Regions from separate parts of the Homo sapiens genome. Here region 2 is linked to region 1. Evidence: chromatin loops called from intact Hi-C (ENCODE). Cell type or tissue: heart right ventricle. All regions are shown on one strand.

What was found. Hi-C counts contacts between places; a loop is a spot of excess contacts. Peaks named below come from ENCODE experiments on the same cell type or tissue, not always from the same donor. Only the 100,000 strongest peaks of a DNase experiment are listed, where the experiment ranks them.
Region 2: it touches region 1 in a loop (8-fold over the local background); 6 of 110 quality-filtered maps call a loop at or near these places.

What each region holds. Positions count from the first base shown.
Region 1 is chr1:166,306,990-166,309,489 of GRCh38, reverse strand. All of the region lies in intron 1 of LOC112268276 (a long non-coding RNA gene), which reads right to left. Among named protein-coding and RNA genes, the nearest start is that of FAM78B, 140 kb to the right of the region's middle. RefSeq lists an enhancer at 1,985-2,500. In heart right ventricle, no CTCF peak of the experiment used is centred here; a DNase peak (open chromatin) is centred at 1,469; H3K4me3 peaks cover 516 bases; H3K27ac peaks cover 2,024 bases.
Region 2 is chr1:166,378,341-166,380,840 of GRCh38, reverse strand. No RefSeq gene overlaps it. Among named protein-coding and RNA genes, the nearest start is that of LINC01675, 110 kb to the left of the region's middle. In heart right ventricle, no CTCF peak of the experiment used is centred here; a DNase peak (open chromatin) is centred at 1,150; H3K27ac peaks cover 1,568 bases.

The DNA.
Region 1 (2,500 bases):
GGATACAGAGCAACAGGAACTTTCATTCAGTGCTGATGGGAATGAAAAATGGTACAGCCACTTTGGAAAACAATTTAGCAATTTCTTGCAAAATTAAATATACTTACCATATAATCTGACAGTCATGATCATTGATATTTACTCAAATGAATTAAAAACATATGTTCACACAAAAATCTGCTCATAGATATTAATAGTAGCTTTATTCGTGATTGCCAAAACTTGTAACCAACCAAAATGTCATTCAGTAGGTGAATGGTTAAATAAACTATGGTGCATCCAAACAATGATATATTATTCAGAAGTTTTTAAAAAAGCTATCAAGCCATGAAAACACATGGATAAAATTTAAATGCATATTACTAAGTGAAGGAAGCCAATCTGGAAAGGCTATGTGCTGTATGATTCAAACAATATGACATTCTAAAAAAGGCAGAAAGGATCAGTTGTTGTCAGGTGTTGAGGGGAGGGAAGAATGAGTAGCAGGAGCACGGAGGATTTTTAAAGCAGTAAAAGAATTCTGCTTGATATTATAATGGCAGTTACATGTAATTATATACCTGTCAAATCTGTAGAATGTACAACACCAAGAGTGAACTCTAATAAAAACTATGGACTTATGTGATAATAATGGGTCAATGTAGGTTCATTTTTGTAAAAAATGTACCACTGTGGTGTGGGATATTGGTAGTAGGGGAAGCTGTGTATACATGGGGACGAAGAGGGTTACAGGCTCTGGACCTTCCAGTTGGTTTTGCTGTGAACCTAAAACTGCTATAAAAATAGTCTTCAAAATAATAATATGAAGAGTAATAATAATAATAATAATAATAGCCAACATTCATGGAGGGGTGGCTTTATGCCAACCATTGTGCTCATGAGTTTGATAATAATCACTGCCAGTATTTGATTAAGTCTTTACTAAGCGCCAGATTATACTAAGTATATTAAACACATATCTCATTTATTCCTCTCCAAAATACTGAAGGGGAGGTCTTACTTCCCTCATTTCACAGAAGAGTCTTGTCCAAGGTCATGATGGAGCCAGTGCACAATCACAATTAGTTTCCTTCCTTTCTTCCATCTGCTGAAAGTCTAAGGCAGGTCTGCTTCTAGACCACAGCAACCAGACCAGAAGTGAAGGTAAGATTCTTTAAACCAAGCATGACCTGGGGTGTTCAAAAGGCCTCTAGTATGAACCCAGAACTCTATAAAGCCGGCAGGCAGAGCAAAGATAGGCAAACCACCTTTGTAAAAGACATCACTTCTCTGCCATGAGAAGAATAAGCCTTCATACAGGAATGGATTTCACTAATAAAAGGCAGATGCCCGAGAAGCACTTTTTGTTCCAATGCTTGATGCCAGCCACAGTCCCAAAAGATGATTAGAATAGAAACACTTCATTGCTGATCAGGTGGGTCTGGTTGGTGAGATTCCCAGCTGTCATATTAGAACATACCAACGTGATAATCACCAGGCCACAGCGGCCACGGTTGACTGGCTCCGCTGCTGGCTCATTCACAACAGTGTCAGACACAGCTTTTCCCTGGAAATTCCCTCCACAAGCCCAGTGTTTCCCCAAGACCCATTCAATCAACTGCTTAATCAATTACTCCGGTGATGTTTTAAATGCCTGAGAGAAACTTGAATGTAAAAGAATAACATTGCCCCTCTGCTCTCAAAGACACTTTCATCAATCAAAGTCTCCCCCAGAGCTGGTAAGGGGCAGGAGAGGGTGTCAACCCCCTCCAGATTCCATGGCCACTACATAATGGAGGAGAGAGATTATAATCCTACAGAATCCAAAATCTGGATGCTGTTAGGCAGGCAGAGGAGGGGCAGGATGCTAGTTAGCAATCAGCAAATGCCCACCACGGAGGGTCTCTGGATTCACTGAGCCTCTCCATTAACTAGATCACCAGGGAAAAGAAGGACATAGATGCCTTGAGAAACCACAGATGTCAAATACAGTCATATATATTACCTCACTTCATTCTCTCCTCAGCCTTGTAAATTAGGTTTAATTTTATCAATTGGCAGGCAACAGGAGGTCGGAGGATTTAAGTATCTTTCTCACGTTGATAGAGGCAGTAGGTACTTAAGCCTAGATTTGAAGCCAAGTCTATTTGGCTTCAAAGTTCTTGCTCATTTTACTGAATTGTTACCTCCCTCAAAAGGCAATGACAAATTTTTTACTGGATTCTGGGACTCAACAGTTAGTGAATAGGAATAGAGAAGCAAATTCTGAGACATGAGCATTGGGAATCAGGGAGAGGTGAGAAGGCAAGGCAGTTAAGTGATTAAGTGTAATGACACTGACAGAGAATACAAGTCCCCTGAGTAGGGAATCTCCATACATTAGTGCATTATAATGGAAATTTAGTTGGGACTATGCCATCCAAAATAAAATTTACATTTCTCTGCATTATATGTGGCCACATGTGGTCATGGAACTAATCTCAGGACAATAAGATGTATACAGAATGCCAAATGGAAGTTT
Region 2 (2,500 bases), 71 kb before region 1:
CTATTTGAAGAGCCTTACTCCGGCCTATCTTTGTTAGGATGCTGAGGCATTATATTACAAGGTTGACAGCACAGAAAAATTATCAGACACAAACTGAGTGAATTTTGATGGGACAAGTGCCATGAAGAACATCAGGGAAAACTGCCCAAATGTAATATGCTATAGAAATATTATACACAATAGAATATTCTCACTGGTTATATGCAGATATAGCAGAGAAATATTACAGTCTCAAGGGTCTAGAAGCTGAACATGAGTCAGCAGCACTGCGATATTGTTTAATACAGCAGAAATGGGATTCGGAAGCAGACAGGGATGGAACATTCTACTCAGCACATTTGAGTGCTCTCGCTCTTTTTTATTATTCTCTAATTGTATCTTTTGTGTAAGTCTTGTCTCCCCAATGAGATTAAAGACTCCCGAAGGACACAGGCCTTGATTCGTCCTTTGTATCTTTTTACCACCAACAAGAAAATATATGTTAGAGAAAGAGAGAGAACTTGGAATCTAAGAGGAGGCCGACGGTGTTTTGAAATTCTATAATTTCAGAGGGAATTTGCTTAAAAGATATGAGCAAAGAGAAATGAAACTAAAATTAAGAGGTGTCTTGATGTCAGCCTAGAAAAGAGATGACTGAAAGAACACACAATGACAGTAATGGCTACCATTTATTGAGTGCCTGTTAAGCTACAGTCAATGAATATCCATTATCTCTAATTTTTACAATGACCCTGCAGGGTAGCTTTTAGTAGCCCCATGTCACAGTCAAGAAAACTAAGAGAACTTAAATAATGCTGCTCATGATTATAAAACTACCAAGTGACCGAGCTAGAGTTAGGGCCAGGGCCGCCTGGTTGTGAACTCCAAGTCCTTTCCATGGGCCCATTTGCCATCCTGAGAACAGAGAACAGGTTCTATCTCTGTTGGAGCCAAGAAATAGACCTTACATAGCAAGAGGAACTTCAGGCCTATGGGAGAAATAGCTTTCAAGCCAGGAGGATGGTCACTGAGAGCTCCATATCTCAGCCTCGCAGCTGTGGAGGCTGACATGTGGGCATATGGAGTCCAGTGCAGAGGGATCTACAGGACCTTCTGGGGCTCAGGCAACTCTTCCTGAAGTCCTAGCGTCATAGGAACATGCAAACCCTAGCTGCCCTGGAGGTGGTCCAGTTCTGTTTCTATTTGTGTCCTTTCCATGTCACTTTGGCTGACTCATCCTCCTCCTCTCCACAAGGGAGCTCAATCACTGTCCTTGTCATAATGAAACAAGAGATCTTAAAACAAGCTTTCCTCACTAGAAGTTGCAGGAAAAAGATCCCTGTTACAGCAAAAAAAAGAGTAAAAAGAGACTGAACAAAATGTTAAGTATTGAATTTAGAGGGTTTGGTTTTTTAATGTCCCCTTAGACTTCTCTGATTTTTCCACAGTCTCAAAATCAAAATGCTCGTCTTTCAAACTAGGCAAAATATTACATATATTTAAAATAATGTAAAAATTTAGGAATAAAATACCTACACAAGTTTTAAGGAAAATACTGAAAGTTATTATGTTCAATTACAACCTTTTCTGGTACTTCCCACTGGTGAATAATCTTATGTTTTCATTCTACTCTTGTGATCTGAAACATGTTCCTCCCATGCCATAAATTAAAACGAATGAGCAAACATATAAAGGCATTTTTTTAAATGTCAACAAAGTGCACATGCTATAAAGTTGACTAACATCAATAGCATTTGAAATAAACAGTTAACAAACTGGTGGTCACAGAGATAACATGTCAGGCAAAGGTGATTCCTCCCCCAAGGAATTTGAGCCAGGCTAGCCAGAAACCTCAGCACACTCAGGAAAGCAGTCTGGGGTTCTATTTGACTGTGATGCTGGGAACTCCCAGGGCAGAAATATCCCACTCTATACTGTCAGTGCTAGGCAGAGAGCAACTCTCCAGGCAACGCAAGATGCATTGACAGCCAAATGGGGACGTTTAGACTTCTTTCATTTCTCTCACTTTGCAGGTATTCATAGCCGGTCTCAAAAGGATCTTTTCAAATAGAAGCACCTTCTCATTCCACTATACCAAAATATCCTGGAAGATGTTTTCGAGAAAGGAAATAGGTGCTCCTCAGAGCCAGCAGACCTGAGGGGAGAGTGATAAATAACTCATTGGTTGGTTCTCCTAGACAGAGATCATAGGTCATAAATTCATAGAGAATTGTCACTGAACAGGATCTTAGACCAGAAATTCTCAAATGTGAATGTTATAGGAATCATCTGCGGATCTTCCAATGCAGATTCTGACTCGGTACCTTGGAGATGAGACCTGAGATGCTGTGTTCTATCACGCCTCCAGTTCATGTTGATGCTGCTAGTCTAAGGACCACATTTTGAGTATGCTCAACTTTACTTATAATAGGAGAACTGCAATTAAAACCATAAGGCTAAATGCCATTTTTCACCATTTTGTCACCACCATATACACTTCACCAATGTATAAGACACTTAC